2 separate regions of the Homo sapiens genome follow, and region 1 is linked to region 2. Evidence: chromatin loops called from intact Hi-C (ENCODE). Cell type or tissue: CD4-positive, alpha-beta T cell. All regions are shown on one strand. Links, peaks and the distances in the headings refer to the core of each region. The heading gives the core; the rest is flanking DNA. Region 1 overlaps ELF5 (E74 like ETS transcription factor 5). Region 2 overlaps SLC1A2 (solute carrier family 1 member 2).

Region 1 (10,729 bases), core at 1,228-9,227, 910 kb after region 2:
GGACCTTAGAGGGCCTAGAGAAGAGAGGCTACTGAATACAAAGCAGCCATTATTCTTGAACTCTCACACCTACTGCATGCTGGCTAAGTAGCCAAGGTCTTTTGTGGAGAGCCCAGAGTTAATAACACCCACTCCTGCTGTAACAGGAAAAAAAAAAAAAAACACCTTTTTCTGCTTTTATAAAAGATATTTTTTCCAAAAGCAAGAAATAATTACAGAAGAAAAATAGCATGCTGTACACCTGAGAAGGCCCTTTACAAAAACTTAATGGATATAATTTGCCTTAGAAGGAATTACCAAAGGGAATCAGATACAGCATTGTGTATAGCACTAGAGAGATTACAGATCAAGTGAGTAGGCCGGTATAAAGAGGAGAAAGAATAACAATATTAAAAGAGGTAAAAATACTATTGATCAAAAAATATTTCTAGTTTTTATATAATGCCATTCAATTTACCAAATGACCTTTTTTTTTGTTAATACCCAATGACTTTTGAGAGCAATTAGTGAGGCATAGATGAGGAAGATCTCATTCCCACTGTCGTGTTTTGTATTTGATGGATTCCTTATTTGACACTGAAGACCTGGGGACTGTTTTCTGTTTTCTTCCGTGTGGAATTCACCTCTCCTTTCTCCCAACCCAAAGAAGGTCATATCACAGGCCTGCCATCCTCTTCTTTAGTTTTCTGAGCCTTCTGGCCCAGAAGAAAAGGGATATATTTGTCTTCAGCCCTCACTTAAAGGAACTTTTCTGAAGTCCAGTCCAGAAAGCAGAAGTGGCTTTCAGCTCCTGAGGCCCTTCCCTTCCTCATAACCTCTCACCCCATCCCTCAGCATCCTACCCCCTCCCTGCCCCCCTCACTCAGGATATAAAACCAGCCAATCCGTGGGAAAATCACAGCCCAAACCCAGGCAGCCTTGACATCTGTTTGATTGGGCTCCCAGGAGGAGATCCATGCCCACGATAATCTGCAGAGCACATTAACCCTCTCCAGGCATCAGCAAAGAGACTTCCCAGCAGAGTCTGGAAACTCTTGGGTGATGGCCCAGAAAAGGTGCCTAAGTGTCAGAATTCAAACTCGGTTATATATTTACATCTGGAGAGGAGTTCTCATGCACGTTTTTGTTGTTGTTGTTGTTGTTTTCGAGACAGAGTCTCACTCTGTCACCCAGGCTGGAGTGCAGTGGCACGATCTCAGCTCACTGCAACCTCTGCCTCCTGGGTTCGTGATTCTCATGCCTCAACCTCCTGAGTAGCTGGGATTACAGGTGTGCACCACCATGCCCAGCTAATTGTTGTGTTTTTAGTGGAGACGGGGTTTCGCCATGTTGTCCAGGCTGGTCTCGAACTCCTGACCTCAAGCGATCTGCCCACCTTGGCCTTCCAAAGTGCTGGGATTACAGGCATGAACCACCGCACCCGGCGTCTCATGCACATTTGATGGTGATGATGATGGTGGTTGGAGATTTTCAAGCATCTGCAAAGAATTGACCTTTGGTTTCAGAATCACACAATCCTGCCCCTCTTAGTACTGAGGTTTGATTTGCTATATAAGTGTGCCTTGGGGCTCAATTGTGTTTTCAGAAAGAGAAGCAGATGGGCTGAGAGTCAGAAAACTAAGGACCTCCCTGCCACTTAACTCTGGCATCCACTGGCTATGTGACCTTGAGCTAGTTACACAAATTCCCTGAGTCTCAACTTCCTCAACTGTAAAATGGTGGAGGCGAGGAGGGAAATTGGACTAACTCAGTATCTTCCAACACGTGGTACTCACATCAACTGGCAACATGCCAGATGAATCTGGTTAGGGGTTGCAAACTTTTTCTTAAAGGGCCAGGTATTTTAGGATTAGCAGGCCAAAAGGCAAAATCAAGGATATGATGTAAATATTTATATAACCACTTAAAATGTAACCACTTAAAAATGTAAAGTTTTTTTTATTTTTTATTTTTTATTTTTTATTTTTTTGTGAGACATAGTCTTGCTCTGTCGCCCAGGCTGGAGTGCAGTGGCACAATCTCGGTTCACTGCAACCTCTGCCTCCCAGGTTCAAGCGATTCTCCTGTCTCACTCTCCCGAGTAGCTGGGATTGCAGGCATGCACCAACACACCCAGCTAATGTTTGTATTTTTAGTAGAGACGGGGGTTTCACCATGTTGACCAGGCTGGTCTTGAACTCCTGACCTCAAGTGACCCACCCGCCTCGGCCTCCCAAAGTGCTGGGATTACAGGTGTAAACCACTGCGCCCAGCAGTAAAATTATTTTTAACTGCAGGCTTTACAAAAATAGGTGAGGGACTGCATTTTGCCTATAGGATGTAGTTTGCTAACCCCTGATTTAGGTGGCGCATGAACCATTTTTATTCAAATGCTTAAATATTTATTTTTATGTATGTTTAAAAAATCCTGACTTTCCATTTATATTGCTAATATAAAGTTTTCCTTTTAATTAGCATATTTATGTTAAAACAAAAAGGGAGTTGATGATTTTTTTAAGTATTTTAAGTAAATAATAGTGCTCGTAGTATATGGATTGAGTGAAATTATCACAGTCGTAGGCAAATGACTGAAGTTTAGGAAACACTGGACTAGATGAAGAATTCACTCCTGCCAATCTTAAAATTCCATGTGTTTAATATCCCAAGACACTTACCAGTGGTGTGATCTTGAGCAGCTATGTTCCCTTTGCAAAACGAGGAAAGAACTACTCTATGTCAACATTATTTCAAGAATCAGAAAAAAGAATTCGGGTGAACAGATTGTTTTAATCCACCAAACACAGATTATTATTTTTTCTGAATTGCGGGGAGATGGGATTCAGTAGAGAGTGGCATGTGGGAACATGGGAAGCAGCAAAGTTGAGACCAGCACAGGCAAGAATGTGTGCAAGCGGGGGCCCTAGGCCTGTTCTTTTCTGCCTTCCTTCCAGCCTCAACCACACACCCTGCCCCAGAGCTCCTTGCCGCCACCAAAGTGTGTGGGGACTGGAGCACAGCAATTAGAATGGGCTTTTTAAACAGACACACCTGAGCCACCACCCAGCTTCGCTGGCTTTGCATGTATTACCCGGAATCTCAGAGCCTCCATCCCTCACCTATGAAATGGAACTGCTGCCAGTACCTATCTCAGAGTGGTTGTTCTGAGCAGACCAGGAAGAATATAGCTAAAGTGCTAAAGTACTCAGCATGAAGCCCAAAGTGAAGTGCTTGTTGCAATTACCACAGGTCCACACTCGTCTCCAAAACCTTGGGCCGCACATGCTGCAGAATTCTGAATTCTTCACAGATTTAGGAAGGCGAGATAGTATATATACAGTGGAGTACAGATTACCCCTCAGGGTTTAGGGTTTGCTCTAAACATTAATATTTCTGCACTGCATCATAAGAATATTCACTCAGTGCAATAAATAAAACTGCAACCATAGTTATAAAACTGTATAACATATATATGTTGTATGTATGTGTATGTATGTATGAAACAGTATATAAAACTATATAACATCAATTCAGGACTGTTTTGTGCTAGAAAATAAGATTGCAGCAAACACACACACACGTACACACACACTTCCTTTCAGTTTTCAGAGCTTTCAGATTTCAGAATTATGGATTAATCACACACAGTAATTCTTACCTCATTTTTATTTATTTATTTTTTTCGGCCAGTTTCTGTGGCTCACACCTGTAATCCCAGGACTTTGGGAGGCCAAGAAGGGGAGATCACTTGAGGTCAGGAGTTCGAGACCAGCCTGGCCAACATGGTGAAACTCCATCTTTACTAAAAATACAAAAATTAGCCAGGTTTGATGGTACACACTTGTAGACCCAGCTACTCGGGAGGTGGAGGTGGGAGGATCGCTTGAACCCAGGAGGCAGAGGTTGCAGTGAGCCTAGATCACACCACTACACTCCAGCCTGGCGACAGAGCAGGATTACATCTTTTAAAAAAAACAATTTTATTTTATTTTTATTATTTCAACTTTTAGTTTAGATTCAGGGGGTATGTGTGCAGGTTTGTTACCTGTGTGTATTGCACCATGCTGAGGTTTCAGGTGCTATTGATCTCATCACACAGGTACTGAGTATAGTATCCAGTAGTTAGTTTTTCAACCTTGGCCCCCTTCCCTGCCTCCTCCCTCTGGTAGTCCCCAGTGTCTATTGTCCCCACCTTTATGTCCAGGAGTACTCAACATTTAGTGCCCCCTTCTAAGTGAGAAGATGAGGTATACGGTTTTCTGTTCCTGACTTAATTTGCTCGGGATAATAGCCTCCAGCTGCATCTGTGTTACTGCACAGGGCATGATCTTGTTCTTTCTTATGGCTGCATCTCACGCTGTTTCTAGAAGCATATTATTGAACATCATAAGTCAGAGTTCAGGGGTCAGATGTGAGCAAACAGGAAACATAAATAAAGAGGCAATATTGCATAATCAGAGCCTCCATGCTCCAGTCCCCTCTTTGCCACTTTCTAGTTATATCACTTTGGCAATTGTCTCAACCCTTTTGCCTCAGTTTTCTCATCTAAAATGGGGATAGACAGGATATGGCAAGGGTGGAATAATGTCACTCGTAGGTGACACTAGGCGGTGCCTGCTCCTAGTGAGTGACATATTTGTTATCATTTTTAAAAAACAAGTATCGCCCTGCTAGGGGCTCCTGCACAGTGTGGCTTCAGGAGTACCTCACCCCAGCCTCCTCACGACCTCTCCTGCTGTTGCAGGGTAATGTTGGACTCGGTGACACACAGCACCTTCCTGCCTAATGCATCCTTCTGCGATCCCCTGATGTCGTGGACTGATCTGTTCAGCAATGAAGAGTACTACCCTGCCTTTGAGCATCAGACAGGTGCGTACATTTGAAGGAGCCCATCTGAGTGCAGCCAGGATGGGCTAGGGCAGGAGGTGGTGCTGGCCGCAGGTGGAAGACAAAGCTGTGCTGGGGCCTAGGAACACCAGAGTTCAGGGCAGAGGGCTGGAGGGCTCCTGGATGGAAGGAAGGGCAACCTCTTGCAGATAAAAGGTGCTGGAACCCTCACCCCCAAACTCCCTAGTTCTGTGGCCTCGAGGCCGTGCACGGCTCAGCTAACCTCTCTGAGCCTCGTTTTGCTGCCAAGTAAAATGTACGTCTCTTGGAGTTATTATGATATTTAAACAATGTAGTAGAAAGAAAGCCCTTAGCCCAGGACCTGGTATGCTGTGTTTGCTTGGTCATGGTGGTTTTAGCCAACATTTACTGAACACGAGCTGTGTACCAAACCTTGTGCCAAGCACCATCTCATCCTTGCCAAAGCCCTATGAGATGAACAATTATTATCCCCATTTTATACATGAAGAAACTGAGATACAGAGAGGCTAAGTGACTTGCCCTGGGCCTCACAGTTAAGCTCCATGCAAGTTGACCCATCTTATAATTGATATCACACTGTGGTTATTGATATTAATATATCATTATTCTCTGAGCTTCTATTTCTTTTTCCCTAAACCAGGGGTGATGAGAGCTACTATAAGGACTAAGGGAGCCAAAGGGTGTAAATATGTAGCCTGGCACAAAACAAGTGTTCAGTAAATATGAGCCCCTCACTGTTCCCCAGGCCTCCTTCCCCACCCTCCCTCCTCTTTCTCAGCCTGGATTTCTCCACCTGAGAAGGCAGCATGGGACCTTGAGAAAATCCCATGCCGGAGGGAGGCCAGCCGAGCTTTGCCCCCAGAAACCCTCTGAGGGCCTCTGTCACTGAGGTGCTTGGGTGACCACATATCACAGCACACCTGGCTGACTGCTGGCACAACAGGAGCACACGCTGCTCAGCGGTCATGCAAGTGCCAATCAAGCTGTCAGTCCTCACTGAGTGTTAACCCCATGTAGGAGTCCAGACTCAGTGTCCGGAGGCAGGCAGTGTGCAAGAGAGGCCATGCCTCCAGGGACTGCAAAAAGTCCACTACCAGAAGCCCCTGCCTCTGGGGCCAGGGACCAGGCCACACTCACAGACTTGAGGCACTTACCTACATAATGCAATCCCACACCTGCCCCCACCCCACATGGACACACATACACACACGCGTGCACACACACACACGCACATGTGAAATCTCTCACCCTCATCTGTAAGGTCTAGATCATTGCATTTGGACTTGAATCAAACAGATACATCTTACAATTCTCCTTTAGGCCTAAGAAGCACCTTGTTTCCCAGAAAGACATGAGAAATGTACTGTGTCTCCTTCCCTTGAACTTTGGTTAACAGGTTAAATCTGAAGGAGGAAAATGAAAACTTTCAAGTCGCCGTGCCCTCCCTATGTTTCCCACAGTGGTGGGGCCCAGCTCCAGGCTCTCTCTCTACCTATGCATAAGGCCAGGCCTCACTTAACCCAGACCTGCCATCATGAGAGCCCCCTCTTTCTGCCTATTCTGCTGGGAAGTAGTTGGGGTGGCAGTGGGAGGGGCGGGCTACAACCAGCTGCCCCAGGCAATGGCCTGGGCAGTGAAGCAGCGGCTCTGTGTCATGAAGACCTGGTGTGTCCCAAATGGGAAGTCTGGCTCTGACACTAGCTGTGTCATCTTAACCTCTCATGTCCCAGTTAGTTTCTCATCTGTAAAATGGGAATGACCACAATGCTACCTTGTAGAGTTGTTATGCTAATGAAATGAGTTATCATATGGGAAGTGTTTAGGACACAGTCCGGTACCTGGTAAGCACACATAACTGTTTAAAAAATTGAAGGATTAGCTGGACGTGATGGCTTACACCTGTAATCCTAGCACTTTGGAAGGCCGAGGCAGGATTATCACTTGAGCCTAGGAATTGGAGACCAGCCTGGGCAACATAGTGAGACCTTGTATCTACAAAAAATTGTTTAAAAATTGGCCTGGTATGGTGGCACATGCCTGTAGTCCTAGCTACTTGGGAGGCTGAGGCAGGAGGATCCCTTGAGCCCGGAAGGCCGAGGCTGCAGTGAGCTGCAGTCACGCCACTGCACTCCAGCCTGAGCGACAGTGAGATAAAAAAAAAAGGTTGGGGAGCAGGCATGGTGGCTCCTGCCTGTAATCCCAGCACTTTGGGAGGCCAAGGCAGGCAGATCACCTGAGGTCAGGAGTTTAAGACCAGCCTGGGCAACATGGAGAAACCCCGTCTCTACGAAAAAATACAAAAATTAGCTGGGCATGGTGGCACGCACCTGTAGTCCCAGCTACTCGGGAGGCTGAGACAGGAGGATCCCTTGAGCTCAGAAGGTTGAAGCTGCAGTGAGCTGTGAGTATGCCACTGCACTCCAGCCTGAGCAACAGGGGGAGACTCTGGGTCAAAAAAAAAGGATTAGTTTCAGTTTGGGATAATGAACAAATTCTGGAAGTGAATAGCACTGATGACTGTGCAACAATGTGAATGTACTTAATGCCACTGAACTGTACCCTTAAGAAAAGTTAAAATGATTAAGTGTTATATTATGTATGTTTTACCACAATTTTAAAGAATGAGGTTAACAGAAGTGATCACCAGTGGCATTGCCAGAGTTCCTTAAATCCAACCAAGTCTTAGACATTCAGACACAGCTCTCTGGCCAGAGGCTTCCGCATTTCCATCAACGTCATGAAAGGTTAGACCAGGCCATTGCTAGGATCCCTTCCAGAAGCTTCTGTGATTCCTGCATCAGGCAATATCGAAGACACAGCCTTCTCCTCCCACCACCCACTGAGAAAACAGAAATTCCCATCAAGTCATGCGGCCAGTGAAAATAAAATAGCCTTCGAGACTGGCCCAGGTTCCTAAGGCTCCCTGAGGGATGGAGCCAGGCTTTCAAGTAGCCACCGGCCCTCGGGATTTCAGGGGAAGCTCAGTATCACTGACCTCCAAAAGGTCGAAGTTGGGTGTGAAATGTTCACCTGGAGTAAACACCTCTCTTGGAGCTGCCTGGGCACCGGGTGAGCCTTGTAGCCCCTGCTCTCCTCCACAGGTGGGAGGATTAGCAGGAGGGGCCTTCTGTCTTTTATCAACAAGGACGTTGCCACCCAGAGAGGTGCAGCCATTTGGAGTTTCTACAAAAGCCCCCTCTGGCAGGGGTGGGTCAGGAGACAGCCAGCTTTGCCTCTGGGCACTGCTCAGCCAACTTTCCCTGCTCCATGGCCAGCAGGCTCTGAGATACCTCTCCTGAGGTCCTTACCCACCTCCCAGGAAATACTATCTGGAATTCTGGGCCCTCCTAAAGATTGTTGCAGTGGCAGCTTCCTGTTCACCCAGGTTCATGGGCAGGCACTGCCACTTACCAGCCATGTGACCTGCAGCCAGTTTTTTGAGATATGCTTTCCTCTGCCTCCTGGAGTTGGGGAGATTGAATGATATTTTGTGTACGAAGTGTTTAGTCACGTGCCTGGCACTTGGGAAGTGCTCACCCTAGCCAAGAACTCCTCACCACTCCCTGTTGGGTGGAAAAACAGCCTTCCCTCTCCTCTCTTCATTGTCCATATTGAACAAAAATAACAACAAAACTCCATCTCAAGCTTCTCAGTTCAGAATTTTTAACAGCTTAGATATTTGAGACCTGAGGGAAGGGAAGGAAAAGGAGAAAAAAAAATGATGTGCCTTCTAGACAAATGATGTCTAGGAGAGGGAAGGGTGGAATACTCAGCCTATTTAGGAAAACCAGCTGTTCTCAAAAACCCTTCAAATGGCTTGAGCAGAGTGCCGCTGAATCTGTGCCCTGGTGTGGTAACCACAAAGGATTCTGACCTGCTCTTTGAAGCAGGACTTCTGCTTGGCTGCACTGCAGGCAGGAGGTTGGACAGTCCAGATTGCAAAATACTCTAGAATTTCATGAACTTACCCTGCCTTGCCTGTGGCTTTTTCAAAGTAAAGAACGATGACTACTGGAAAATGTATCCAAGTGGGCGGGAGAGTTGGTTGGGGGGGAGGCTGCATGTAGTTCACATGCATATGATATTTTTAAAAGATGGTTTCTCCAGTCGAGTTCCAGTAGCCAACCCTCCAGTAGTCATTGAGTACCCTGGCCTTGCCACTACTTTCTTTCTGGAATTCTTTCCTTAACCTCCACAGACCAACACCCCTCCCCTGACAGCCAATGTGCCACGCACACATGCAGCGCCTCCTTTGCTTTGGAATCTTGCTTATACTTTGTCAGCTGCAGAGGTTTCTAAACTGAGGTTCCTGAGAGGCTTTAGGGGTTTCCCAGAGGTTCCTTAGGGACCACCAGAGAAGGGAGTGGAAGTGACAGTTGAGAAGATGGGGCTTCAGTCCTTCTCTGTCCACCTCCATCCCTAAGCATGCTTCTCCACTTTAATTCTGAAGACGGTAGAGCACAGTGAGGCTGGGCTGCAGGAGCCAGAATACACCCAGATAACCCACTCCTAGCTCTGCCACTTACGGGTTACGTGAGCTTGAAAAGGGTCACACCCGTGAGCCTTACTTTCTCCCTTTGTAAAATGGGTAACATGACAGAGGACTTCATAGCATTGTGTTAGGGACAACATGAGAAAGCACAAATAATTTAGCATGATAACGGGCACATACTAAGTGCTCAATAAATATGTTAGCTATAATATTATTGCACAATGTGAGATTTTATTTGAAGAAAGCACTTTTTGTAAGAAAAAAAAAAGTGCAAAACCCACTGGTCAGAGAAAGAGGCATCTGCATCCCCACATGGGCTTTCCTAAGCAAGATTCATGTTTTATGTACAGAAGCTTGAGAGCAGATACAAAGGAAAGAATCTAAGAACTTCTAAGTCAAAACCAGATCAACAAATACAAAATCATCTGAAAGTCTGAGGTGAGCCCTGTGGCAGCGCCCACACCTCAGGAGGACTCACTGTTGGCCACCTCTAGCCCAGTGGACATGCACCTGAGCCTTCTGGGTGGCCATGGCCCCAGGACTGCTCAGGGCTTGGCTCTCTTGGCCCCTTCCTAACTCCACGCTCCCAAGGCCATGGCTACTTTGCAGCCAGCCCTTCTCCTGTTTTCTCTATACAGTTTCCTATGCTGCACTGGACTTAACTTTTCCATCTCATGGTCTCTTTCCATAGGCTATGCTGGAAAGCCAGGAAGGGGTATGGGATGGAGCTGGACTGGCTCTGGGAGGAAACTTGAAAGCCATTTATCATTTCAGGTTTTCCCTCATAAAGTCCTTCCTTTCAGTGACAAAGCTGCAATTGATGGTGCCCCTGCTATCCAGTTCATTCACCACCTCTCTTCAGTGCTGCCCCGGGCAAAACACTTTCCCAACTCCCTATGCTAGTAAATCATGCTAATTATGGTCCAAGTTTGTCTAACTCGGGCCTCCTCTGACCCAGACTGTCTGTCTTGTCCCAGCCAAGCCCTGAGCTTGCTTTACTGTAGTTTTTCCTCAGCTAGATTGAGGAAGGCCCCGTTTCCCTGAGAACAAATGTATTCCCAAAATAATAACCAATAACAGGTGACTTATACTGAAAACTTACTGTCATTCAGATACTAGGCTAAGTTCTTTACCTGCATCATTTCCTCTTCACAACAAACCTCCTAAGATATAGGTACTATTGTTATTTTTATTTTACCAGTGAAGGAAACTGAGGTCCAGAGAGGTTAGGACAGTTTGTTAGAGTTGCACAGCTAATCCATTGAAGAGCCAAGATTTCAAATCAGGAAGGTCCATCTCCACAGCCCAGGCTCAGTTGCCACACCCAACCCTGTGACTTCCATTGGAAGGTCCCTTCCACTCCAACAGGCTCATTGGCTGGGAACAAGAATT
Region 2 (8,000 bases), core at 1-8,000:
GAAAATGATGTGTGCTGGGCATGGCTGGTGCAGATTACTGGCTTTCTCTCAAACTTTTGGCATACCTATCCTGCAAATTGCCTTTTAGGATATTCTCTTTGTAACCTGTGCATTGATCTTTGCCTGTACAGAGCATATGCCACCACAGTCTGGTTTTTTGAGGGCTTTGATTATTTGGAATTGAGATTATTAGCATCCAGTTTCTATAAAAATCAATAGTGGACTCTTTGGTAGTTCCCAGGCTCTGAGAGGTATTTTCCTGCAAAGCAAGGTCTAATTTAATAGTTGAGCATTCTTTTTTCTGAGTCCCCTGTCATGGCTAGAATTACGGAGATGGCTTTTAGGTCCCTGACCCAAATTGGAAAGAGATTATAAGTAGTTGGTGGCAGCCAGGCTAGTGTCCATTACTGACTGGGTCACAGTGGAGTGTCCAGATGCTGAAGAGGCAGGCATTTTAGAAATATCTTCTTGGAGGTGGGGGGTGGCTAGGTCACTCTGTATGTCAGAGACCCACGGCAATCTGTCTTCTGATCAGCTCCCAGGAGCCAAGGGTCAGGGGAAAGCCAGCCATGAGGGCTTGGGCTTCAGTTTGACTTAAAGAGCAAGGGAAACAGAAAACTGCTGACAGTGGAAAAACCCTGGCAAGGGAGACCCCTTGAATTTATTATTTCAAGCAAATAAAAGCAAACCATAACCATTGTCCTCTTGCTTCTCCCCTTGGGAATGAATTTGAGGTCAGCAGGAGGAAGACCCTACAGCGTGGACTTATTGGAAAGTGAGTGAAGGATGTGGGGCTTATGGTCTAGAGGGGTTTGCAGGTTGCATGCCTCAGGCTTGGCTGGAATTTTCATTTCTCATTTTCAATAATATAGAAATCAGCCTCCTTGGGGAAAATAGATATTAGTAGAGCTATGAGAAAACCATTTCATGTTTACTAAGACAGTCGCTTGTGAGTAATTGAAAGCTTAATTCTCAGGAAATAATTTCTAAATCCAGATGAAACTTGTGAGGCAGAAACTCCATGTTATTAAAAACCAAAAGACAAATCTGTTCATCAGTATCAATGGCCACTTCTTTTCCTCTTCCATGCAACACAATTAGGTGTTTTGTGTCTCCTTTGGCTTTGGCTTTAAAGGATGTGTCAGACAAGGAAAAGTCCTTAAGTGATGATGCTTCAGCTGCAAAAAACGAGCAATATATTTAACAGCTAAGTGTGAGATTTCTGGGTCAGTGTGCCATAAATCCTACAGTTCCAGAATTGCAAAGCTTTTTCATGATTTGAAGCTCAACACAGAGTGATTTCAATGTAAATCCTCCCCTCCCTGCCCTCCTCCATGGCTGTGTCACACAATGCCCTGATGTCTGGTTTCCCCCCTTTTAAAGGCAAACTGAATTGTTTCTCATATTGAATTTTTCTCCCATTGGACTGGCTTGCCTCTTGGCATGAGCTGAAACTATTCTTCATTTCAGTCGCCTGCTACAATTATTTTAATCTACTAAAACACTGATAGTATTAAATCTTCTAGGAATAGTAGGCAGAAGCATTATTCTGAAGATAAAATTTTAGTTTTGCTTGCATTTAAAGAACTTGTCTTCGCAGTCTGAAGAAACATCTAACAAACACCAGACACTGCCTTGCTTGCAGCTTTTGATTTCATGCCCTTAACAGCTTGTTGGGGGCCAGGCAGGATGCTTCATAGAAAGGGTTTTAGAATCCAGATTATGGCAAATCTCTTTATTTACCACGATCATGAGCTTGCTCTCTCCTCCCTCTGCCCGCCCCTCACCCCGCAACTCTCCAAGTGCCAACTCCTTGGAACGAATTAATTAAAGGAATGTTTAAAAATATCTCTTTGCTCCATCTTCAAGTGCTCCATCATTGACTGGAGGCAGATGGGCCACATATTTGTCGGTAGAATAGAAAAGGACTAGCATCTCATTATAAATCTGTCTGGTTGGCTTTAAATGATGTCAGAAAAGACAATGGGCCCGCAGTATTAAAGGAGAATGAAAGGAAGATCTTTAAAATTTTAAAAAGAAGACCCATTTTCTTAGTGCTCTGGTTTTTCTTTTAAAAAGTATTGTTTCTCAATGGTGTTGATATTTATTTATTTTTCATTCATGTATTTAATGTCTCACTTAGATAAACAGATATGACCACTGTTGGCTGAACTGCTGTTTGGTGTTTTTGGCAATCTCGACAGTTGCTTTAGAATATGGACTCACTGAGCAAGAATTGTCCTTTGAAAATGGAATGAAGGGAATGAACTCGATTTGATGGCTAGACTTGATCTGTGTCAATCCTGGTCTCTAGGATAGATGATGGCAATGTTAAAGACCTTGAATGATGTTTGGGGTCAAGGAGGGAGATGCTGTCCCCATGCCCCCCTCTATTTTAGAGGCTTCACTTAAATCACTGAGAGTACTTTCTTCTCTTACGTTTGGTCAGGAGGGCCATCTGTCACTTGCTGTTTGTAATCTGGCACAGGACTTTCTGTCATGTGGTTCTGCCATCCCAAGTTCCCAGCCACTGTGCTGTCAGGATCACAGAGCTGGTGACGAAGTTGGAAGTGAATCTGAGACCTGTCTGCCTCCCGCTTTGCCTTTTTCCCAGCACTGGACATGAGGTACTGGGTGCCTGTGGACTGTATGTGGCCCATGGGTATATTCTTATAGGCTCACAGAGGATTTTGAACATGTTTTAATTGTTCACCTATACTTACTTTTACCTTAAAAAAAATCCTGATTCTGGCTTCTCTTAAAAATTGGGAGATCTGATGACAAAGAACCTTCCCTTTTATCTTGGTACCATTTATTGAGTGATTATATCCCAGTTGGCTTTAAACAGTTTAATGTGTATCAATTTATTTAATCCCCACAACAATATGATGCAGCAGGAGTGACTCTTAGCCTCATTTTACAGGTATAGAAACTGAGGCACAGAAAGAGTAGGTGAATTGCCCAAGATTTTACAGCCAGTGAGTGGCAAAGCTAGGCTTTCAAACCAAGCATCCTGGCTCTGGGATCCATGCCTGTAGTTACTAGGCCATACCTCTTAGTCCAGCAGGGCAGGGGTTAACTGGGGCTGAGGAATGGCCATCTCCTGAGATAGGGCATATGCCTTTCAGGTTGGGCACAGTCTGTTCTGAGACTACTTTTCTCATGTTACCTGCCTGACCCCTTACCTTTCCAAGGAAGTTATTGAGAGATTGAAAGCGTGCGTACCATTCTCTTGGTATACACCATTGCCTAGTGGTTTTGGATTTGAAGAATTATTCAAAATCTCATTTCTATGTAAAAAAAAAGATCTTTCAAGCTACCTTTCCCCCCACCCCCCAAAGCACTTCTTGTTATTTTCTTTAACTTTGGTCTGGGTTGTACATAATGGAGAGGTCTTTTGTAATTATTGGTTTGGTAGTCAGGAAGCCAATAGCGTTGTCTGGTCTAGAGGCAGTGCTTTGAAAGAGCCCAGGGCATGACCACATGGGTCCCAACCTTTGGGATATTGAATTGAGCCTTGGGTATGTGCTTTGTAGTGGCAAATGTAGCTGAGCTTATAGCAGGCCCTGGAATTTATGTTTTCTTTTGCAGCCTTCAGGTGTGGCTGTTTAGGGTTGCGACTTAACTTACGCTCTTTACTGAAACAGCGACTGGTCTTGTCCCTCTAGGAGTGGGGCTGATATTTATTTCATAGCAGATGCAAACAGTGATGAGCTAAGGATGCCTTTTGAATTGAGGAAGAAATCTTTCAGAGGCGTATTTCTGTGTTTTAAAGAGTGGGACAGTTTGCTCATCACCCAACAGATGGCAGTAAATGTCAGCACTTTGTCCACACTGGTGGTCTGACTCCCTTTGGAAGCCCTTCAATCCTTAGGGAATCCCAATTCCCATGGCATTTCATTCTCTTTTGATTATAAAAGCTTTCTCCACCAAGTATAGAATTTGGTAAGAGTGAGGCAATTGACATATATCTACAGTGTTCCATATCACCATAAACAAATATAAATAGGATCAGCCAAGCTTATGTGGCTATATATATATGACTTCATTTCATCCTTGAAAATCCCCTAGGGAATATTATCTCATTTTAGAGATGAAAAAACTGGAACTTAGAGAAGTTTTGATTTTATGCTGTTACTGAGTTTTTAGGTTTTTTTTGTCATCTAATTGTACTGTGTTTTGTATTATCCATATTTTGCAATTAATCCACATTTCCTTAAAATTTCATGGATCCTTCCTTTGCTTTTTATTTTTGTTTTGTTTTTTTTTTTTGCTCCAGTAAGTGTCTTCAATAATTTCATTCAAAGAAAGCAAGATAACCTAGTGTCTCTGAAGAAAAAATAATGTAAGAATCTTAAATTCTTAAAGAATCTTAAAGAATTTAAGAGGCAATGCCTTAAGAAGGACAGCAACTATTACAGAAAGAAGTTATTCTTTGAGTGGAGATGTGCCATTCAAAAGAAAATGTCACCATAAAAAAGTGAGAATAAGTTTAGTTAATTGAAAATGATTGTCAAACCTATTTGTAGATGTCAAACAAGATAATTTCAAATGGAAGAAGTAGTAGTACATGAAGGGAGATAGGTAAAAGAAAACAGAGAAAAGAAGAAAATCATTCTTCTCTCTTAGATATCATGGAAAGCTAACTGCTGCAGATTGTGTTTAATCTCAATCTTTACTTAAAAGGACAGTTGGGCTGGGCATAGTGGTGTGCACCTGTAGTCCTAGCTATTCGGGAGGCTGAGGCGAGAGGATCTCTTGAGCGTGGGAGTTGGGGGCTGCAGTGAGCTAGCTATAACAATGCCTGTGAATAACCACTGCACTCCAACCTGGGCAACATAGCAAGATCCTGTCTCTAAAAAAATTAATTAAGAAAGAACAGTTGGAATCTGATAGATTTCTTAGGAAAGTGGATGGACATCAACATGAACAAAACCCAATTAAACAAACTTGTTCAAGAGTGAAATGGATGGTTATCAACCAACAACACACATCTCAGACATTCTAAAGTGGCTGATGGTACCTGGGGAATTGGTTCAGCTATCATTTTTTCTATTTATATGCAACATATGGTCTAGAAAAGGTGTGAAGAATAAATATTGGGCTAATTTCTAAGAATAGATTAGAGAGTAATGGAATTATAGACTGAATCTATTTTCCCAGGATTTTTCTGGAACTCAATCCCATCAATCAGCAGATATTTATAAAATCATCATAGAATCTTAGCATTTGAAGGATTATTGATTTTTAGGTCATAATTAATTGCTAACATTTCAAATGTAGAACTCATTATCTATTAGTCTGAGAGCATTGAACTTTAGATTCTTTTCACAGGTATTGATACACTGGGGTTGAGGTGTCATTGGTTGGTCCCAGGAAGCAGATTCTGAGATGGAGACTTGTGTGCATGGAATTTATTGGGAGGAGCTTTCAGCGTAAATCCTTATGAAGGAATGAGGGAAGCCAGGGTAGGCAGAGGGAGAGGTTGAAACAGTCGCACCAAAGCCTGCCCACCCACAAGGAGCTCTGGAACAGGGATGGCCCTTCAGAATGATCCTGAATTGAGGAAAGAGATTTGGCCTTTCTACTCCTGCATTAACCAGCCATTGAATGGGGCTGTGCTGGAACGGGACATGGCCCTCGGTACAGGGCAAGGCTTGGGGTTGGGGGGAATATAGTTAAGAGCTGTCACTTATCAACATGCCCAGCAGCTGGGCAAATGAATCATTCAGTCCTGAATGTGGGGGGAAAGGGATCTGGGTAGCATGTCACAGCATCCACCACTGTTTCCAAATTCAAATGTTAGAAAGATAATAAAATAATGAGTCTGGTTGCTTGTGATCAGAATATCCAGGCGTCCACAAAGCTATCATCTGTAATAAAATGCTATACCTTGCTGGTCAAGTGATACAAAATTTCAGGTAGTCAGGAGGAATAACATTAAGTGATCTATTGTTCAGCATGGTGACTATAGTTGACAGCAATTGACTGTGTACTTGAAAATTGGGAGAACAGTAGATTTTAAGTATTCTCACCACCAAAAAATGATAAGTATGTAAAATAATGGATACATTAATTAGCTTGATTTATTTTATTCCACAGTGTATGTGTATATCAAAGCATCATGTTGTATACCACAAATACATACTATTTTTTTTGTTAGAAATAAATAAGGAACTAAATAAAGCTCTATCTTAAAAAATAAAAACCTCAAATATTACAAAATGGCATACAGTAAAAAAGTAAAAGACTATCTCCGGCCCCAATCCTGTTCTCCAGAAATAGTCATTTTTTTTTGTCTGCCCTTTAAGACAGGGAAAGTGGATTCTGATGGGCAGGCTGGGGAGAATTCAAGGTCATCATCTTCCTTAGGTTTATTTATTTGTTTATTTATTTATTTGTTTTTGAGACAGAGCCTTGCTCTGTCACTTAGGCTGGAGTGCAGTGGCATGATCTCGGCTCACTGCAGCTTCCACCTCCTGGGTTCCAGTGATTCTCCTGCCTCAGCCTCTTGAGTAGCTGGGTTTACAGGTACGCACCACGATGCCTGGCTAATTTTTGTATTTTTAGTAGAGATAGGATTTCACCATATTGGCCAGGCTGGTCTTGAACTCCTGACCTCAGGTAATCCATCCGCCTAGGCCTCCCAAAGTGCTGAGATTATAGGCGTGAACCACCATGCCTAGCCATCTTCCTCAGCTTTAGCTGTGTCTCACATAGTCACCAAGTACATAAGAGAGAAGCCCTTCTCTTCATTCCAGTCCTTCCAAGGGTGCCATGTCCAATGGAAAGATGGTTATCTGAAAGTCCTGCTATAGAGAGAGAAATTAGTTACATTAATCTAATTTCTATCTAGAGTGGTGAGTATAATGGAAGGGGTCAGAAGGAATAATAAATAAATATATTGGGAACAAGAGTATAGCTATTATTGACATTTTCAGTGTTGACAGCAGCCATTTTCACACTCCTGCAAGTGTTATTTCCCATGGAGTCCTTACCTGGGGAAAAGTGAACAATGAATTAGGTAAATCCTTTCTGGAATATCCACTGCATTGTTCTGTTGATTCAAGAAGTCAGGTAGTCTGTCAACTTCAAGCCAAAGGTACGTATATGTTGACATTTCTCTGTTCTATTCCACTGGCAAATATTAAGATATGTTCAGAGGTGAAAGAACACTTTTGTACACACAACCCAAGGTCTTGCAAATTATATCTTCGTGAGTGTTTTCCCTTATTTTCTTGCATCAGTTGACTCTGCTTTCTGAGACCAAGACATTGATTATCATTGTGTTTGTGTTTTTATCAGCACAACAAATTAATTCCAGTGACTCAATTGTAGAGCAACAGAAGGTAGAGCAAGCCAACCAAATCTCATTGGAAATTGCCTTGCTTTTCTTTCCTTACCTGTTTTTAATAGTTACAAATCTGTTATTTACCATGGCAGATCGATATTATGCATATTTCCAGTTTATGGGTAAAGATGTCACTGATTACATTCAATCTACATTTAGGAAATACATTTTTGCACATAGAATGTAACAGCCAAATAAAAGAGTGTGAATGATTCACTATTCACTGTCAGATAAATTATTTTTAACAAAAACTTTTACCCTTTTGTCCTCTGGACCAGTGGCTCCTTCCCCATCACACAAAAACATGGCTTTATTAACAATAAAAGCAAAACCCTTAAATATACCCGGCATACCTGAAACTGGGAATAAAAAGAGGTTTAATTGGACTTACAGTTCCACATGGCTGAGGAGGCCTCCGATTCATGGCGAGAGGTGAAAGGCATTTCTTACATGGCGGCAGCAAGAGAAAAATGATGAAGAAGCAAAAGTGGAAACCCCTGATAAACCCATCAGATCTTGTGAGACTTATTCACTACCACGAGAATACCATGGGAAAGACTGGCCCCATGATTCAATTACCTCCCTCTGGGTCCCTCCCACAGCACATGGGAATTCTGGGAGATACAATTCAAGTTGAGATTTGGGTGGG

Evidence for each region. Hi-C counts contacts between places; a loop is a spot of excess contacts. Peaks named below come from ENCODE experiments on the same cell type or tissue, not always from the same donor. Only the 100,000 strongest peaks of a DNase experiment are listed, where the experiment ranks them.
Region 1: a loop joins it to region 2, with 3 times the contacts of the local background. A loop is called at or near these places in 7 of 110 quality-filtered maps.

What each region holds. Positions count from the first base shown.
Region 1 is chr11:34,499,745-34,510,473 of GRCh38, reverse strand. It overlaps ELF5 (E74 like ETS transcription factor 5), which reads left to right. Exons shown (of 7, transcript NM_001422.4): 2 at 4,721-4,845. The coding sequence starts at 4,725. Among named protein-coding and RNA genes, the nearest start is that of ELF5, 8.7 kb to the left of the region's middle. In CD4-positive, alpha-beta T cell, for the core only: no CTCF peak of the experiment used is centred there; no DNase peak of the experiment used is centred there.
Region 2 is chr11:35,408,315-35,416,314 of GRCh38, reverse strand. The region is part of intron 1 of SLC1A2 (solute carrier family 1 member 2); the gene reads left to right. Among named protein-coding and RNA genes, the nearest start is that of SLC1A2-AS2, 6.7 kb to the left of the region's middle. In CD4-positive, alpha-beta T cell, for the core only: a CTCF peak has its summit at 3,846 (motif pointing right); no DNase peak of the experiment used is centred there; H3K27me3 peaks cover 855 bases.